Regions from separate parts of the Homo sapiens genome. Here region 1 is linked to region 2. The links are chromatin loops, found by intact Hi-C in ENCODE. Cell type or tissue: OCI-LY7. All regions are shown on one strand. Links, peaks and the distances in the headings refer to the core of each region. The heading gives the core; the rest is flanking DNA.

What was found. Peaks named below come from ENCODE experiments on the same cell type or tissue, not always from the same donor. Only the 100,000 strongest peaks of a DNase experiment are listed, where the experiment ranks them.
Region 1: a loop joins it to region 2, with 4 times the contacts of the local background. A loop is called at or near these places in 1 of 110 quality-filtered maps.

The regions. Positions count from the first base shown.
Region 1 is chr2:46,570,049-46,579,586 of GRCh38, forward strand. RHOQ (ras homolog family member Q) reads left to right here. Exons shown (of 5, transcript NM_012249.4): 3 at 6,039-6,203; 4 at 6,513-6,608. The region is part of intron 1 of RHOQ-AS1 (RHOQ antisense RNA 1); the gene reads right to left. Among named protein-coding and RNA genes, the nearest start is that of RHOQ-AS1, 5.4 kb to the right of the region's middle. RefSeq lists an enhancer at 613-712. In OCI-LY7, for the core only: a CTCF peak has its summit at 7,040; a DNase peak (open chromatin) is centred at 5,983; H3K4me3 peaks cover 1,415 bases; H3K27ac peaks cover 1,728 bases.
Region 2 is chr2:45,725,060-45,736,080 of GRCh38, forward strand. The region is part of intron 1 of PRKCE (protein kinase C epsilon); the gene reads left to right. Among named protein-coding and RNA genes, the nearest start is that of PRKCE-AS1, 55 kb to the left of the region's middle. RefSeq lists enhancers at 4,678-4,757, 5,138-5,277, 7,738-8,245. In OCI-LY7, for the core only: CTCF peaks have their summits at 4,840 (motif pointing left) and 5,039; DNase peaks (open chromatin) are centred at 3,632, 4,222 and 4,972; H3K4me3 peaks cover 2,210 bases; H3K27ac peaks cover 2,500 bases.

The sequences.
Region 1 (9,538 bases), core at 5,758-8,257, 850 kb after region 2:
AAACAGAGTTATTTTTAAAGAGGTAAAAACTGATATTTTCATTTCACAAAGTTAAATATAAAATGAACTCAAAAGTGTCAAAATGACTGCACAATAGAAATGAGGTTTCAGGCCAGGCGTGGTGGCTCATGCCTGTAATCCCAGCACTTTGGGAGGCCAAGGGAGGCGGATCACAGGGTCAAGAGATTGAGACCCTCCTGGCTAACACGGTGAACACCCGTTTCTACTAAAAATACAAAAAATTAGCCAGCCATGGTGGCAGGCACCTGTAATCCCAGCTACTCAGGAGGCAGAGGCATGAGAATTGCTTGAATCCGGGAGGCAGAGGTGGCAGTGAGCCGAGATTGTGCTATTGCACTCTAGTCTGGGCTATAAGAGTGAGACTTCATCTCAAAAAATAAAAAAAAAAAAAGAAATGAGGTTTCATAGGCTACTCTGACCAAGCATTACCATAGACATGTTGTGATATATAAGTTAGATGTAGGAGAAAACAGTTGCATTCTCAGAAGCTGGCTTCATGACATGTGTCCTCTGGACTTCTGTGTAGCACCCTTTGAAGGGTGGAGGGTTTCAAGAGCTCGATGCCTGTTTTGGACTTCTCGCTAGAAACAGATGTTGTAGATGAAGATTACTACTGTGTGCCTTGGAAGTGACACAGAGAATTGCTACTGCACAGACCACAAAGCCACCACTTTTCAGGGATATTCTTACTTAGTTGTCATATGTTTTATGTCTCTCTTCACGTAGTCAGAAGCTGCTTTAGATTTGGGAAGGCTGGGGCTTATCTGTTACCCCTTGTTCTAGGTTGTTTCTCATTCTAGGTTGTTACAGAGGAAAACTCTAGTAGGTTTTGATAAATGACTATTTCTTACATCAAAGTACTATCCTGCATTATTTGGGATTGTAATACATTCCTATAGTACTTTATGGTCTTCAAAGCATTTGTCACTGATAAGTCTCCCGTTTTTCAGACAGAGAAACTAAGGCCCTAAGGAATAAGGGACTGGACTAAAGTCGCATTCCTAGCATGTTGGATACGTTCAAGTTCTCTCCATTCTGTAAGGACCAACTCAAGTGCCTCTTCCAAGAGGTCTTTTCTTAGTGTCCCCTCATTACTACTTTTTATATTTACCACATTCTAACTTGTAATATCATGTTCACATACATCTTATCTACCTTACCATGAACTTCCTAAGATCGAAAGCTGTTATGCATTTGTGTGTATCTCCTCACCTATCAGAATTGTTCTTCTTGGGTGCTAACCTGATGCACGTTCCCACACCAGCCTGCAGTTTCCTCTTCTAGGCTGTGGCTTGGAGGTCTGCAAGGCGCTGGAGTGGTGTCCAGGCACATTGTGGGCACTGCTGCACATTCAAGTGCATTGCCTTATTTTTAACATATAGATACTTAATGAGAGAGCTTTGTAAATGTTTATAAGGTGTTTTACAAATAGATGTTATTTGAATCTCATCCTTCCCTCCTTTATTTATTGCAGTTAGCACTGTTCTGGGCACATAGTAGGTGCTTAGTAATGTTTGTTAAGCATTTCTATATTCACTTGCTCCAGCTTACACTTTTATTCCCTCCTATTGTTGTATATGACTGTCTTTTTATATGTTTATATCTTGAATTCCCAACTAAACTGCAAGCTCCAGAGGGCTATAGTCTCAATAAATCTTTGCTGATTGCTTTTAAATAATACATGATAGCATACCAGCTAACAAAGCATGGCACAAGGTAAATCGTCCAATGTGAGTGTTTTTATTTAAGAAATGTTTTGGATATGTATTTTAAAATAGACATACACATCCCAAAAACATATATTTTAAACAGAGATCACTAAGGTAGGAGGGAACACCCAGGTCCACATGAAGGGGACAAAGAATAGTGCAGAAGTAAGGCTCATGGGCACTGCTGGCTGAGCTGCACACAGAAAGGGGTCTCCAGCTGATGGCCATTGGCTACATTTCTCTGTGGCATTGGAAGAGCTTTTGTTTCCTCTCAGAGCGCATTTCTTTAGTTTTTTGTTTGCAGATTCTTATCAGGTGGTAAGTGTGTGTTTTTTTTTTTTTTTTTTTTTTTTTTTGAGACAGGGTCTCACTCTGTCACCCAGGCATGTTCATGGCTCACTGCAGGCCCAACCTCTTGAGCTCAACTGATCCACCCACCTGAGCCTCCTGAGTAGCTGGGACTGCAGGCATGTGCCACCATGCCCAGCTAATTTTTGTATTTTTAGTAGAGACAGGATTTCACCACATTGGGAAGACTGGTCTTGAACTCCTGGACTCAAGCAATCTCCCCACCTCGGCCTCCCAAAGTGCTGGGATTACAGGTGTGAGCCACCGCACCTGGCCATGTGTGATATTTTTAAAGTAAGGTTGTCATTATCACATATCGAGGACTCTTCAACAAGGGACAGCCTGAACACTAAGCTGCCAGAACACACTTAAAAACTTGATACTTCTGGTACTTAGCCAATTGGTAAGAAGCTAAAGAGTCTGCCATGCAGTCCAACAGCCATGCTGACTAAACTCACCAGTTCTTTCATTGTTTTGATGTTGAACAGCTGTCTTTAATACACTTTTCTGTACTCCTGAGAATGTTCTAGTTACCATGCTGAAATGTTTAAATACCTACATTTTAAAATTAGAACTAAAATATAATGGGTTTGTTAATTAGGAGGACACTGGAGAGTTGGCTGTGAGAAGTTGTGACTTTGATAAGTCGATCTTTTAAAAGTAAGGGCAGTTGCTCTACATTTGACTTCTTTGTGTTCTCAAATTTAAAATATATGGCTGAAGATGAAAGATTCTGCACACCTCCACTTATTCATTCCCAAATCCCACATTTCATATTAAATTCACACAGGATACTATGTGATGCATATGAACCATTTTATATGATGCAGGGTACAGTATGCACAGGGGATAATTTATTTTCTAAATTTGCTATTATTAGACTTCTAATTACTCAGCTGGATAGAAGCAGAAAGGTCTCATTCTTGTACTAACTGCCGATTTTTTTTTTTTTTTTGAGACGGAGTTTAGCTCTGTTGCCCAGGCTGTAGTGCAGTGGTACAATCTCTGCTCACTGCAGCCTCCACCTCCTGGGTTCAAGTGATTCTCCTGCCTCAGCCTTCCGAATAGCTGGGATTACAGGTGTGCACCACCACGGCCAGATAATTTTTGTATTTTTAGTAGAGATGGTGTTTCACCACATTGGCCAGGCTGATCTTGGACTCCTGACCTCAAGAGTCCCACCTCGGCCTCCCAAAGTGCTGGGATTACAGGTGTGGGCCATCATGCCCGGCCACTAACTGCCAATTATTTAGCCAGAGATGACAGGCAGAAGGAATTCATTTTAGATTGTTCAGACTTAAGAAGTAACATTTCTTTCCAAGGAGGTCTAAACATATGTGTGTTTTATTTTTTAATAGCCCCAGTTCTTCACATTTTAATTAATCAAACAAAACCTGCAATTTAAGAAATATCTAGAAATGATTGGTCCAATTGTCCTCCTTTGTGCTCACGTCTCTCATGGAGGAAAGTCAGGATTCACTGTGGTTATGAAAGGAATCTGTACAATATATTTACCTTCTGTAAAATACTTGGATTAATATTGTTAAGCATCTCTAGGGAACATGGCATTCAATTAGTTTTTATTTCTTGTCATCTCTCACTAGAGAAAGAGCGCACACTTCTGTTTCCCTGAGGAGGTAAACTTGCTTGAAAAGTAAAATTTCCATTAAAATCTCTAATTTGGCTTTCTTAAATATAAATCTATTTTTGTTACATTTTAAATAGTCTTAAGGCTAAGTGACTAATGAGTACAGTAATAATATATCATTCTCTTTTATTCATCTGAAAATTATACTGTCTCGAGAGACCTGAGTTTTGTGTGTTTTGATTTTATTTCTTACTAAAAGACTTCTCTGTGATTGGAGGGAGCTGCAAAGCTGAGGCAAGTGTGGGACTCAGGGGACCCTGCGTGGATTTGCAGAGGAATAAGAGACTTGGTTTCCCATGGGATAGAGAATTTATGTTTAAGCATTGAAAGAGTTCTTCGATGTGCGAGGTGTTATGCGGAGTGCTTTAGTTGCACTATTTCATTTATTCCTCATAATCCTAAGGGATAGTATCCCCATTCCTATTTCTGTGAAAATTGGAAATCTAAATATGGATGAGGAGTGCTTTTTAATGAGAACACCCCATTTCCCGGCCATGACAACTGCATGTTTGCTCAGAAGTGTGGAGTTGCTGGGTGGGATGCTAAGATGACATACTGTTTCTTTTTTTTTTTTTTCTTTTATGGACTTGCAGTTTGAAACAGGCAGTAGAGCCCAGAAAGTACATATAAGGCACTCAATTGTACTGTTTAACACAAGCTGATTTTTAAAAAGTTAAATTTTCAAGAAGTCTTCCTCTAGTAACTGTCTGGGGGTATAACGTGTTTCATACCCACCCTATTTGATCTCTTCATTGTGAATTTCTTAACACCAGGGCACTGCTTTAATCAAAACCATTTAGAGGCGTTCACTTTAAAAAATAAAAGTTGCAGAAGATTGGGGGTGGCATTTCCCCTGTCGTCATGTGATAGCGAACACCTGAGAAATCTTTTAATGCCCACAGCTCTAGATTATAGGTGTGCCCTTCAAAAGCATCACAGAAAAACAAAAGGGTTACCCACCAGTCAAGGGTTTGGGACATTAACATGCTTTAGTTGAAAGTTATATTATGAAAAATGTCAGAAAAATGCATGAAAGGAAAATTGTTCCATGAGGGAAATACTACTGCTGAAACTCCAAGTGGAAGATGATGTTTTTAATATTCCCTTAGTTCCACATTTGTGTAGTTCTGTAGTGAAACGAGTCATTTAAGAGGGGAGGTGGCCCAGGCTAAAAATAAAGTTTCTTTGAAACCAGATGAGAGTCTAGCTATGCCAAAAATGGAATCCGGACTCTGTTCACTCTCGAGAATGTAAATAAGTAGAATTTTGTGTCACATAAAATAGTCTATGCAAAAAAGGATATTCACTGCCTTTTGTGATAGAGACTAAAATAACCATCAGGAGTATAGCTGTTCTGGGGACTCTGAAGCAACAGTGTAAAATGATATGGTAGTCTAACGTATTCTGATTTAGAAAGATGTCCAAGACAAAGAAAGTGCAGAACAACAAGTACTGCATGATTTCATTTTATGTACAGATGTATGAATATGTGCAGTTACTGGTATATTCATGCATAGAAAAAGAACTGGAAGAATAAACATGAAAATATTAAGTAGAGGGAATGAAAGTTGGAGAGTAAAGGAGGATTTTGGTGGGTTTACTGTGTATGTTTCTCTTTAAATCTTCACACACACACACACACACACACACACACACACACACACACACAATTAATAAAACTATAGAAACAAGGAAAGCAAAGCTTGAAGGTCTCAGTGAAGCTGTATAGTGGTTAAGAGTATAGACTCTGGAGTAAAAACTGCCAGGATTTGAATCTCAGCTCCTTGACTTACTGGCTACACATCCTTACGCAAGTAATTTAACTTCTGTGCTTCAGTTTACTCAAATGAAAGTCAGGATTAAGGGTACTTGTGTCATATTGTTGTTACAAGGATTAAATAAGTAATCCATGAGAGAGCATATAGACTAGTGCCTGACACATAGTAAATATTTAGCATGTATTAATTATTATAAATTATAATACTTAGGCAATGTCTAGCTATATTCAATTCTTTGTGCAAACTTTTTAGTTAAAAATGTTTTTAGTGACAGCGTTAGTGATCATAATGTATTTTTCCAAAGTTTTCATTGTCATTGTTAATGATATTGTCATTTTTTTTTACCTCATGGGTGTTCAGAACTTCACAAAGAAGAATAACAAAAACAGAGTTATCTGATTTTACTTAGAGTGCCATACATTCCACTAGTGGAGTACTCCTGAATTTGCATCTTTGACCATGTAATCTAATGTACATATTACTAGTAAACAATAGAAATGTAAATACATAATGAGGCTTTTCTTTGTTCCTCAGGAAGACTATGACCGTCTGAGGCCTTTATCTTACCCAATGACCGATGTCTTCCTTATATGCTTCTCGGTGGTAAATCCAGCCTCATTTCAAAATGTGAAAGAGGAGTGGGTACCGGAACTTAAGGAATACGCACCAAATGTACCCTTTTTATTAATAGGAACTCAGGTATGTCTGGTTTGATTTTCTGCATTTTAGAATAAGCTCTTTGGTCTGTCGTAGAGGCTGCTCTCAGACAAACAGTCCCAAAGCTGAGCAAATGATGTAAGTGTTTAATCTCAGCTGCAAGTTAATGAGTTCTATCATATTTTTGGAAAAAATTGTGCCAAAAGAAAGCAATTATTTTCCTGGTTTTTAAAAATTAAGTTCTTTTGTTTAATCTTTTTTTGGTATGTGGGAATTAAGTGGGATTACATGCTTTGATTTTTCTTTAAAGATTTGTAATATTATGGGACATTATTGACCTTTCTTAATTAGATTGATCTCCGAGATGACCCCAAAACTTTAGCAAGACTGAATGATATGAAAGAAAAACCTATATGTGTGGAACAAGGACAGAAACTAGCAAAAGAGGTAATGGAACACTCACAGAATTTAAGCATGAATGTAAAAGATGCTAAGATAACAATAGAAGCTAATTTTATTGTGTATTTACTGTGTGCCAGGTGGAGTGCTTTACATGCATTATCTCATTTAATCCTTGCATGAACTCAGTGAGGTAGGTCTGTTTCCCCTGTTACACAGAAGAGACAGTGGAGGCTGGGAGATGTCAGATAATTCGCCCAAGATCCTGCAGGTAATAAATGGCAGAGTTGGGTTTCAGTCCAAAGCCTGACTCCTGGGCCGAGACTCTTACACCTTTGCTACATTGCCAGTGATATTTTCCTAAAAAGTCACATATGGAAAAAAGCATCGGAAACACGTGTCACTACTTTCAACCCTTCTTCATTACTTAAACAGTTGCACTGTGCCAAATCAGCTCTGTCTTAAGACTCATTGAGTTAGACAGTGGAGCCACCTAGGATGACAGTTTAAATTTGTGGTTAAAACCAAAAAATGATGACTAGGTTTGAAAAGAAATGTGTTGAAATTTCTCCAATCTTTTTATGAAAAGAGGATAGAAAATACAAAAATTCTAAAAATATATGTAACAGTGATGCATGCAATACCTTGTAGCTTATCTTCCTTCGTGCCCCAAAGATAGGTTTACTTTTTCCCCTTTTTTCCCATTTGGCCTTAACATTATTGGATTCTATTTTTTAAATGTTGTGATTTCAATAGGACTTTTGTGGAAACAGAATCCATATATGGTCTTTTTTTTTTTTTTTTTTTTTGAGACGGAGTCCCACTCTGTGGCCCAGGTTGGAGTGCAGTGACGGGATCTCAGCTCACTGCAAGCTCTGCCTCCCGTGTTCATGCCATTCTCCTGCCTCAGCCTCCCAAGTAGCTGGGACTACAGGTGCCTGCCACCACACCCGGCTATTTTTTTTTTTTTTTTTTTTTTTTCATTTTTAGTGGAGATGGGGTTTTACCATGTTAGCCAGGATGGTCTCGACCTCCTGGCCTCATGATCTGCCCACCTCATCCTCCCAAAGTGCTAGGATTACAGGCATGAGCCACCGCGCCCGGCCCATATATAGTCTTTTAAAATGTAGTATCAGGAGGCAAAAGAAAGCAAGAAAACTTTCTGGAGGACAGTTTTTCCTAAAGCAAAAAATAAATGGCTTTACTAACAAATCACTTCAGAAATTCCATGTATTCAGTTTTGTAATCTTGGGGAGAGAAGGAATTTCTAAATGTCATAAAGATAAAAGCCATAAATGAAAATATTAATGATTTCACTGCATAAAAACTTAATACCACATCAAATGCCAGAAATAAAATGAAAAGTCATATAACCTGAGATGGATGGCAGAAAAATGGGTTAACATCCTTAGTATACAGGAACCTCTTGCATATGAGTTAATCAGAAGCAGCCACAGATACCAATAGAAAAATGGGCTAACAATGAAAAATTCACCCCCCAAAATGCAGATTGCCATTGAAGATAGGAAATATGTTCAAACTTATTAGTAGTCAAATGTAAGCTCAATTTGCACCTATAGAATTGGCAAAAAATGAGAAATTAATTATAATACCCGTGTAGTAAAATGGACACTCTGTTGTACTATTGGTCATTGAATCAAAGCAGTCTTGACAGTATGCAAAATCCTTAAAATCATGGACACTTTTGATCAAGCAATTCCATATGTAAGAGTTTATCCTAAGCAAATCATTAGGATGTTGGTCAAAGTGTACAGTGTTAGGAGGAATACATTTTTTGAGATAACACTGCACAACATGGTAACTACAGTTAATAATGGTGGTGCTGGGCACGGTGGCTCACACCTGTAATCCCCGCACCTTGGAAGGCTGAGGTGGGTGGATCGTTTGAGCCCAGGAATTCGAGACCAGCCTGGGCAACATGGTGAAACCCCATCTCTACCAAAAAAAAAAAAAAAAAAAAAAAAAAAAAAAAAAAAATTAGCTGAGCATGATGGTGCATACCTGTAGTCCCAGCTACTTGGGGGGCTGAGGAAGGAGGATCACTTGAGCCCAGGAGGTGGAGGTTGCAGTGAGCCGAGATAGTGCCATTGCACTCCAGCCTGGATGACAGAGTGAGACCCTGTCTCAAAATAAATGAATAAATAAATAATGGTGGACTGCGTATTTCCAAATTGCTAAAAGAGTAAATTTTAAATGTTCTCACCACACAAAATGATAAGTATTTAAGGTGATAGATGTTAATTATGTTGATTTAATCATTTCACTCGTGTGTGTGTGTGTATATGTATATATAGAGAGAAAATATTGCTTTGTACCTTATATAAAATTATAATTTGTCCATTTATAATATTTAATAATAAAAGTAAATTATTAGGGACGTACTTAGAGCTACAAAGATGCTGAATTGTTTATAATGGCAAAAATTCCCTGCATCTATTAAAACTTCATACTATCTGTTAAGATTTCATATTTATTATGTAGCTAAAGGGAAAAAAGTAGTTGCAAAACAGTATGATCTCATTTCTAGACTCATCAGCATTTGGCACAGTTGCGTCCTTCCTGAAACTTTCTTCAGTTGGACTCTCTTGGTTTTTCTCCCCTCTCATTGGACTCTGCTCCATCTCTTTACCTCCTTGGTCCCTGGTTGGAGGGCCCCAGTGATGAGCACTCAGCTTTGTGGATGTCTTCTTCTATAGCTACACTCCCTAGGCCTAAATGAGCTTCTGTCAGTCTTGTAGCTTGCACAGTCTACAACCAAAGATTCCTGGATTTCCATCTCCAGCCTGGACCTCTTTCCTAAATTCTCAATTTGGTTATCCAGCTGTTTACTCAACAAGTCCATCTACATGGCTGAGTATCTCAAAATTAACATGTCTAAGATATGATTCTTCTTTTACCCTCCAAGCCTGTCCTCCCAGTTACTCAGGTCAGAAGCCCTCAGCTGGGTGCAGTGGCTC
Region 2 (11,021 bases), core at 3,476-5,975:
GCTTCAAAGGCCAGCCTGTCTCCCTTATTAGGGGCTAACACAGCTGGTGACTTTAAGTTGAAGCCAGTGCTCATTTACCATTCTTTACATTCTTAAGAATTATGCTGATTCTATTCTGCTCGTGCTCTGTCAATGGAATAACAAAGCCTGGATGATAGCACATCTGTTTACAGCATGGTTTACTGAATATTTTAGCCCACCATTGAGACCTGCTCAGAAAAAGATTTCTTTCAAAATGTTACTGTTCATTGACAGTGCACCTAGTCAACCAGGAGTTCTGATGGAGATGTACAAGGAGATTAATGTTGTTTTCATGCCTGCTAATACAACATCTATTCTACAGCCCATGGATCAAGGAGTAATTTTGACTTTGAAGTCTTATTGTTTAAGAAATACATTTCATAAGGCTTTAGCTGCCATAGATATTGATTTCTCTGATGGATTGGGGCAAAGTCAATTGAAAACCTTCTGGAAAGGATTCACCATTCTAGATGCCATTAAGAACACTCACATCTGTAATCCCAGCACTTTGGGAGACCGAGGCGGGCAGATCACGAGGTCAAGAGATCGAGACCATCCTGGCCAACATGGTGAAATTCCATCTCCACTAAAAATATAAAAATTAGCTGGGCGTGGTGGCACGCACCTGTAGTCCCAGCTACTTGGGAGGCTGAGGCAGGATGATCGCTTGAACCCGGGAGGCGGAGGTTGCAGTGAACCGAGATCACATCACTGTACTCTAGCCTCTTGACAGAGTGAGACTCCATCTCAAAAAAAAAACAAAAAACCGCCACCAACAACAAAAAAACCCACATTCATGATGCATGGGAGGAGGTGAAAATTTCAACATTATCAAAAATTTGGAGGAAGTTAATTCCAGCTCCGTGGATGACTTTGTGGGTTTCAGTACTTCAGCTGGGAAAGTCACTGCAGATGTGGTAGAAATAGCAAGAGAACTAGAATTAGAAATGGAGCCTGGCGATGTGACTGGATTGCTGCAGTCTCTTGACCAAACTTGAACGGATGAGGAGTTGCTTCTTAGGGAAAAACAAAGAAAGTGGTTTCTTGAGATAGAATCTATTCCTGGTGAAGATTCTGTGAATAACGTTGAAATGACAACAAAGGATTTAGAATATTACATTCACTGATAAAGCAGCAGCAAGGTTTGAGAGGATTGACTCCAATTTTGACAGAAAATGCCATCAAACAGTGTCACATGCTACAGAGAAATCTTTTGTGAAAGGAAGAGTCCATTATGTGGCAAACTTCATTGTCTTATTTTAAGAAATTGGCATAGCAATTTCTTGCTGTGGGGTTGCCACAGCCACCCTGACCTTCAGCAATCACTACCCTGATCAGTCAGCAGCTGTCAACATCGAGGCACGATTCCCCAGCAGCAAAAAGATTACAACGTGTGCTAAAGGCTCAGATGGTCATTAGCATTTTTCTTAGCAATAAAGCACTTTTCAATTAAAGTATGTACATTTTTAGACATAATTACATCGTACACACAATAGACTACATATAGTGTAAACATAAATTTACGTACACTGGGAAACAAAATATTTTTATGACTTGCTTTATTATAGTTATCTGGAACTGAACCTTCAATATCTCTGATGTATACCTGTACTTTTGATTCTCAGGATACATTCTTCTAAAAAATATTGCTGATTTAAGGGGTCAGATATGTCCTGGGAGCCTGTGGCTACTGATCCTATTGCCTCGGTCATCAGCCCTCCTGTTTTCCTAGGTGACATAGAGGGCTTGTAGGGTGGCTGTAGGGTGGTGGAAAAAGAAGCAGAACTGAATTCCAGGGCTGACTTTGCTGCTTGTTAGCTGGGTGACCTTGGGAAAACCACTTAACCTTTCTGGCCCTTACTTTCCTCATGGGAAATAAGATTAAAAATGTATGCGAAGGCTTAATATTGACAAGCTCTATTGAGTTTGAGATTTGACCTTAGAGTTTTTATTAATAGACCTGCCATTTGCTAAGCAAATTTTCTAGATAAAGATGTATACCTGGATGCATGTCATAGTACAGTCCCTGTTTGCCCAAGGTGAAGTTAATTTTATGTGATGGGGCAGAGTTAATCCTTGTTAGGCAAATGATGCAGTCTTCTCCGGAGTAGAAAACTGTGTAGACAAGAACAGCTTACCTACCTCTTAAGGCCATAGTTATTTATTTAGCATAAACCAAATACATGGTGATAAGGGAGATACAGTAAGATCTTTTGGAAGTCTTTTTATGGAAACTGATGTGTATTGAAGGTAGAAGACAAGCAATGGCGGAATGTTGTGTATGTCCAACCAGTGCACAAAAGTGGGAGTGGGTACCTCTAATGGGAGAGATCACTGGGGGCTTCCCGGAGGACGGGGTTCAAACTCTGCCTAAAGGATAAGGATAAGAGGATTTGGACTAGGAGGGAGGGCATTCCAGGTAGCTTAGAGGATTTGACCAAGCTTTTGTACAACATCTGTCATTCCACCCAGATGTTCTGCTGGCCATCATTTGCTCCCTGATGCCTTTAGTTTCTTGCCATTGCATTGGTTGGACTCTGCTTCTTGACTTCACATTGGGGCATGTGTTTTATTTTATTTTATTTTATTTTTAAGACGGAGTCTCGCTCTGTCACCCAGGCTAGAGTGCAGTGGTGCGATCTCGGCTCACTGTAACCGCTGGCTCCTGGGTTCAAGCGATTCTCCCGCTTCAGCCTCCTGAGTAGCTGGGATTACAGGTGCCCGCCACCACACCCAGCTAATTTTTGTATTTTTAGTAGAGACGGGGTTTCACCATGTTGGTCAGGCTGGTCTCAAACTCCTGACCTCGTGATCTGCCTGCCTCGGCCTCCCAAAGTGCTGAGATTACAGACGTGAGCCACCGGGCCCAGCCAGGGCATGTATTTTTACAGTAAACTCTGGGAAGCCAAGATGGAAAATAAAGCCCTTACTGGCTTAAACCAGGCTGAGGGAGATGGTCTCTTGAGTAAACACCATGCCTCGCTTTCTGTTTAAGCGTATCTTTTCTTTTCAAGCCTGCTCCTTCTGTGTAAGTGTATTTTTCAAAGTGTGACTCCACATCCTTTCAGAAAGTCCTTCGTATCCCATCAAGGGAGTAAGGTGATGGGTGAGAAGCTACTCTAAATAAATTAAGGGTAGTATCTGTTTTGGCTTCAAAGGGCAAAGGATCAAGGTTAGGGCAAGTAGAAATTTCTCCCTCTTGATTTTAAGTGAAATTTTTTATTTTTATTTTTATAAGACCCTAATTGCCTGCTTCATACCTAGAAGGCCAGAAACATTCCTGGATGTTGGACTAGCAAGCCAGAGAACAATCTAAGCAATGCCATTTCACTGGCCCCTTCTTCACCAGAACCCTTCCCCCAATAGTCCCATGCCCAAACACACGCACTCTTCACAGTATCCTCTTGTGCATGCTGCTTGCTTTGAGGGTGGTGCAAGTGCTATTGGGTGTCATTTTATATTACAGTTGTAATGCCCACGTGCCGCTGGAATCTTTGTATCTTAGTCACAGACTTCTAGAGTGTCTGAGCTGGAAGGAACCTTCATTCTCAGCCCCTTGTTTTACAGATGGGGAACTGAAAGCCCCCAGGTTGCCTGACTGTAAGTTGAGGTCTGTCTTCACCAGTTCATGGTTTGTTTTCAGTATCTGAGCAATAACAGCTGCTAATTATTGAGGCCCTGTGCTGAGTGCTTTTCATGCATCATGTCACTTATTTTTCATAACAACTGTATGAGGAAGGTATGACCATCATCTCTCCTTTAAGGTTAGAGAGGTTGAGTAATGTGTTTAGAGTTGGGTGTTGGAGCTGGGTGTTAGCAAAGATTTGAACTCAGTATACGGTGGCACTGGGGCACTGGCTCCTAACTGGTAGGCTGTGCTGCACTGTGTTTGCCAAGTGAGGCTGCCTCTATTCCCACTTCTTCCCTCACTTCCCATCGTCTTTCTTTTTCACTGCCCCACCAGGGATCTTGCTCTCAACTTGCCAAGGTAGGATTCCGACCATGGCTACCATGATGACTTGGAAGCCTGGACTCCAAAGGAAGGAGTTCCAAAGCCTTGATCAATGGAACAGAGGCATTGTCCTTGGGACCCGAAGGAGCTGATACCACGTCACTTATACCAGGATCCTTGCTGGTTAATTCACATAGGGCGGTGGAGGACACAGTGCAGTCTCTGTTTGCACTGGCTTATGGGAGACTGAGCAAGATAGAGTAGAGAGAAAGTAGATGAAAGGTGCCATGAAAGCCATCCTCAGCTCAAGCCTGTGTCTTCTTAGCAGGGGTCATTGCATCCTCTTTATTATCAAAGGGTGTGATCCTAATACGCTTATGAGACAGCCAGTGTAGATGTGATATCAAGCCAGCTCGGCCCTCCCTGGAGCCTCCATCATATGCATCTATGTGTCCCCCTTCATTACTTTCCGATTCCTTTTCCCCCTCCTACAGCAATAGCCTGAAGGATATTTTTAGGCCCCAGTGAGGCTGTGATCACTGACCCTTGGCTTCTGAAAATTTTTACACCGTTTTGAAGGGATGTGCATACTCAGGAATACAGCTATTTTTGAATCTGTACTAGAGATTCTAGGCTGTATCCTCCATGGGGGCTTATTTTTTAAGTTTGAGCAGAAAATATTCCAAGGGACATTGGTAGTGTAATGGATGATGAGCCTGTATGCTGATGCTGATTAGGCCAGAGTGGGTCCAGACTGCTCTGGCCATCCTTGACCGGAGGAAGAACTAGTACGTCCACCTTGCCTCAAGGGGAGCAGATCTGTCAATGGCTCAAAGCCTGGAGTGCAGTTCCTACTAGCTCCACCTGGAGTCTTAAAAGAGGAACAGATCAGCATGGAGGAGATCTTTGGGTCCTGGGCATTTTGCATTTTTTAAGGGTATAGAGTCATACTTTTATAGTTCAACAACATTGACAAGAATGGATGTTTTGAGTCCGTTGGTTAACCTTGGATTTGAAAAGAGGAAGAAAAACAGAAACCACACATTAGCAGGGCAGCACTGAGGTTACAGTCATGTTACCATAGACGCCAGGCTTGAAGAGCCGTTTGGGGACAACAGAGCACAACACTGGAAAAATAAATTTTTTAGAGACAGGGTTCCGCTCTGTCACCCAGACTTGAGTGCAGTGGTGCTCACTGTAACCTCAAGTTTTTGGGCTCAAACAACCCTCCCATCTCAGCCTCCTGGGTAGCTAGGATTACAGGTGTGGGCCACCATACCCAGCTAATTTTTTATTTTTTATTTTTGTAGAGATGGAGTCTTGCTGTGTTGCCCAGGCTGGTCTCAAACTCCTGGCCTCAAGTGATCCTCCTACCTTGGCCTCCCAAAGCTCTGGGATTACAACTGTGAGCCACCAGTTGTAATTTTTTTTTTTTTTTTTTTCCCGAGACAGAGTCTCACCCTGTTGCCCAGGCTCGAGTACAGTGGCACAATCTCGGCTCACTGCGACTTCTGCCTCCTGGGTTCAGGCAATTCTTGTGCCTCAGCCACCTTAGTAGGTGGGATTACAGGTGTGCACCACCACACCTGGCTAATTTTTGTATTTTTAGTACAGACAGGGTTTCACCCCATTGGCCAGGCTGGTCTCAAACTCCTGGCCTTAAGCTATCTACCCGCCTCAGCCTCCCAAAGTGCTAGGATTACAGGTGTGAGCTACCATGCCTGGCAAGCACAACATTTTTAATTTTCAAGAGCTACCAGTTTCTTTTCTGTCTCTGAAGAGACACTTCTCCCAAGGAAATTTCCATTAAAAAATTAATTTTGTGTGTCTGCCCGACAGATCATGGGAGACAGAGTGCTGTTATTTGTAAAACATTTTTAAAAATACATTTTTACCTTTATGGAGCAATGATATTCCTGGATTTATCTAAAAGGAAAATCTGACTGGTGTGGAAGAACAAGTGGAAGCTGTTAATGAAAATTTTGAAGTGAAGGAAATAGGAATGTGGGAATAGTGGGAGCCTGGGTGTTCTCTAACCAGGGAGAACTCTCAGGCAGAAAGTGGCTACTGTGGACAGTTTAGAGACTGGTGAGTTTAGGGCCTGTTGATTTCTGTTATTAGTTAGCATTGGCCTTTGTGTTTAGAGAGGAAGATGGTTATTACAGCTAGTGTCAGGAGAGCAAGGGGTGTCTTAATGGAGTTATGCACAGTTTTTGCCTATGACAACTCAGCCTCTTGGGCTCAGAGCATTCACTTAGACAGAGCAGCTCCATTCCTTGTGGTTTTCTGGTCAGTATTTTAGGACCATCAGTTCTGTGGCTCATGCAGGTGTGATGTATAAATGTCTGGCCTGGGAGAGATGCCAAAAAAGAAGTGGGGAGATGGAGTAAAAATCATTTGTCTGGAGGTTTTTCATTTACTGAGTCTCTTCAGGAAACTGGGAGAAGTTGAGTTTCCTTCCTTAATTCTCAAGTTCATTTTAGACATGAGAGAAAGAGACTCAGAGACATTAAGTGTCTTGGATTTTGTAGTTACTAATGGGGAAACCTAAGCCTGAAAACCAAGAATTTTCTGAATTCCTGGAATTTTTTTTTTTTTTTTTTTTTTTTGAGGCAGGGTCTCACTCTGTTGCCCAGGAAGAAGTGCAGTGGTGCAAACATTGCTCCCTGCAGACTTGACCTCCTAGGCTCAAGTGATGCTCCTACCTCAGCCTCCCAAGTAGCTGGGACCATGGGTGTGTGCCACCACACCTGGCTAGAATTTTTTGTAGAGACAAGGTCTCACCGTGTTACCCAGGCTGGTCTTGAACTCCTGGGCTCAAGGTATCCTCCCAAAGTGCTAGGTTTACAGACATGAACCAGTGTACCTGGCCAATTCCTGGAGCTTTTTACTGCTACAGACTGCCATGTGATTCAAATTAGGCTTTCAGAATGACCTCCTACTCCACAGAACTCCATTTTCACTGTCAGCCACAGTCCTAGAAATTCCACCCTTAGAAAGTCTTTCCTGTAAGTTAAACCTTGTTATGAGTAGTTAAAATACAGATGTCCTAGAGAAGGGCCATACCATCTTATCAGTCATGTGAACCTCAGTATAAATGAAATTTATGAGAGCTTTTTTTTGGAACAGACTGTCATTGGAGAGGGAGGAAAGAATATGGGGGCCCTGGACATCCTAGGGCAGGCAAAGGGCTCCATGTCGGGAGGCTAGGGACAGACATGTCTCAGGGACTCAGGTTTTTCTATAGGTGAGCCCTGAATGCCATTTTAAGTACATTCTACCCAGGTTGTTAGTGTTAAAATATTTGGATATGTTGAGGTTCTTCATATGTTAGTATCAACTCACAGGGCAGATTTATGTTTCAGAGTACCTATCATATAACCAGGAGCTTACTAAATAATGAAATACAGTATTATTGGTCATTACCTGTATTAAATAGGTTTATTCATCCATTGATATCCACCTTTTTGAAAAAAGGTTTGAAGTCAGTCTATAATATATATTATATGTTTTACTTATAGCTTACTTTGGGCAGTAGTAGTAGTGGTAACAATAATCATTATAATATCTTAGATGCTGCTTCCTCCAGGAAGTCTTCCCGGATCCTCCAAATCCAGCTACACATAGCTTTCTATGTGCATCTGTAGTGTGTTGCCTGCACCTTCCTCAGCCAGCACCTAACACACTATTTGGTATTTTCCTATTTGTTTATCTGTCTCTTTCACTATCTTTCTCAAATAAGATTCCTCATCTGACCACAGAACAACAACAACAACAAAAAACCGACATGAGTGAACTGTTTTCTGAGTTCTCCTAAAGATGGTACATGATTGGTAATTTTAGATAAACAGGAGAGAAGTTAAATCGTTATAATTAATGGATGTCCTAGATCAAGGGTCGACGACTTTCTTTAAAGGATCAGAGAGTAAATATTTTTAGCTTTGCGGGCCACAGAGTCTCTGCGAAAACAACTTGGCTCTACCATTGTAGTGCAAAAGCAGCCATAGACAATACAAATAAACAAATTTATTTATAAACAAAGGCAGTGACTGAGATTTGGCCCTGGGGCTGCGGTTTACTGGTGATCCCTGTGGCTTAGGGCTTGAGAGTTTACTCCTCTCTCAGAAGCTGGCTGAGGAGGTATCAGACTGACTGCATGTGAGCTTGATGCAGGCAGAGATTCTGACTTGCTTCCCACCTTTCCCCTGGTGGCTGGCCCTGTCCTGGTACACAGTAACTGCTCAACAAATATTAGCTCTTGTTCATTCATTCATTCAACAAGAATTTGTTGAGTGCCTGTTGTGAGCCAGGCATGATTCGAGGAGCTTGGGATATGTGAGCACAGAAAACAGATAAGGTCTCTGTCCTCATGGAGCTCACATTTTAGCAAGGGAAGACAAATAATACGCAAGAAACAGTAAATCATAAATGGTGGGGTATGTGATAAGATGATAAAGGCCACGGAAAAAGAGACATTACTAAGCAAGGTAAGGGGCATTGGAATTCCCTGGGGAGGTGCGGAGTGGCCAGGTTGGGGTGTTATGTGGGCTGGTCAGCACTGGCCTCGTTGAGAGGGTGAGGTTTGAGCAAAGACTTGAAGGAGGTCATGGAGTCAGCCTAGTGGCTGGCCTGAAATGCCCTCTCTCCTCCCTCTCACCGTCTCCACTATCAGCTTTCTTTCTACGCAGCTAAGAGTCTCTCTTCCCCCAAAGTCGTGTAGTAGGAAGCGCTCGGGGCTTCAAGGGACCTGGATTCCAGGCATGGCTCTGCTGGTGACCTCGGTGGGCTCTTTCTGCTCTGCAAGTCATAAGGCCACTTGGGGCCTGCTGGCCCCTGCCTTCTCAGAACAACGATTTTGCTTTGAGCCTGTGCACATGGCATTCATTGTGTAGCAGTTTCATGGGGTGGTCTTAGCTTCAAGGAAAACCTCCTGGAAGGCAGGGGCCATCTCACACTTTTTATATCTGCTGTATAGCAGGTGGCACCATGTGGGCTGCGCAGTTGAGGCTGGGTAATTATGAAGTGCAGTCCAGTGGAAAACATTAAACCCTGGGCTGGGTGCGGTGGCTCACGCCTGTAATCCCAGCACTTTGGGAGTCCGAGGCAGGTGGATCATGAGGTCAATAGATTGAGACCATCCTGGCCAACATGGTGAAACCCCGTCTCTACTAAAAATACAAAAATTAGCTGGGCGTTGTGGCGTGCACCCGTAGTCCTAGCTACTTGGGAGGCTGAGGCAGGAGAATCGCTTGAACCTGGGAGGTGGAGGTTGCAGTGAACAGAGATGGCGCTACTGCACTCCATCCTGGCAATAGAGCAAGACTCCATCTCAGAAAAAAAAAAAAAAAATTAAACTCTGAAATTCAGTTCCATGTCTATAGTTGAGCCTGATTTTACGTAATGCTTGCAGTCCTGAAAGACAGTATACTCATCCATGTAAACGGGGGGGTTGTCTGCGTTAAGTGGTGTGAGCATTGGAAGTTAGCAAATGCCAGTGAGAGAAGCAGCAGCTTGATGGTATGACTGGGAATCTGACAAACACAAAAGGAGATGAGGTTACACAGGTCCGTGTGTTCTCCGCCTTCCTGGAGCAACAGGACTTTTGGCCTGGGCCTCTGTTGTGTGTTAAGAGAACCCTGAGCCTGAGTGTAGGGGTGGATTTTTTGATGCGCAGATCCCCCCTGCAGGCCTGAAGTACTCACTCCCCAACTGCTGGGAGTGTGGGCTGCTGACAGCTTGCAGCTGCGCCCCTCCTCCCCAGGACTATTGCCTCAGCAGAAGAGAAGCCCCTTCCTGAGGGCAGCCCTCATGGAAAGACTGGTTTATGGGAAAGGTCTAGCCTCCTTTCCCCAAAATGAGACAGTTCTCCAAGTCCATCCTCGCTGTAGAGCTCCCCTCGGGATTGCCTAGGACTTTTGTTACAGCTGCGTCGCAGCCCACCTGTTCCCTCTGCCCAGTCCTGCTTCTATCACCCCTTCCACCTAGATTGTTTCTGAGAACAGTCTTCAATAAACCTCCTACATGCTAATCTCCCTCTCAGAGTCACTGGGCCAGGCCAGCATCTGGTGGAAACAGTGGCCTGTGATGTGGGCAGGTCCCTTGGAGCCCTGGGCGCATGATGTGATTGCAACACCACATGTGGTCCATCACCCCTGCAGGCTGGTTTGGTTCCACGCATGGCAAGTCTGCCATATCTCCCACCACTAGAGGTTTCCAGCTTGAGTTAGACATCGTCCTCCTGATGCAGGCTCTCCTTTGGCTCAGAGTCCTCAGAGACTATCACTTCCATATGAACAAATATATCTCGGAACTGTTTAGTTGCAAAAAGGAACAATCAAAGCAGCTGTAAGACAGCTTGTAGTACAGTTTGGGGTCAAGACCATAGACTTTGGGTTTGAATTTTGCCTCCTCCATGGATTAGCTTTGGTCACCATAGGCAAGTCATTTGACTTTTCTGTACCCAGGCTCCATCACCTGTAAAATGGTGGTAATGGTAGCATTCACCTCATAGCATTGTTTTGCAGATTAAGTGAAGTGGTGCCGAGGTGCCTGGCACAGGCCTGTGTGAGTGTTGGCTCTTAGCAGATTTGTGGAAGGGAAAGGAGCTCAGGGAGATGGGAAGTGGCAGGAAAGCAAAGTGTTGGAGGAACCAAAGAGAAAATAACTCTTAGAACATGAACATTTTGTGCACTTGTCTGAAGGTGCACATGGGAATGAATGAGGAAGGCAAGCCGGATCCTTATTCTGGGGAACATAGACGCCAGGCAGGAGGTAAGGATGAGAGGATAAAGGCCAAGGCTTTCATTCTTGAGTTGCGGAGGGTTGTGGAGAAAGGAAATTAATGCTAATTTGACAACTACTATGTGCTAGGCACTGTGCCAAGTCTTCCTATATATTGTCCCATGTATTTTTTACCATCTGACATACACATTTTCTTTTTCTTTTTTTGAGAGAGAGTCTCACCGTCACCCAGGCTGGAGTACAGTGGTGGGATCTCAGCTCACTGCAACATCCGCCTCCTGGGTTTAAGCAATCCTCCCACCTCAGC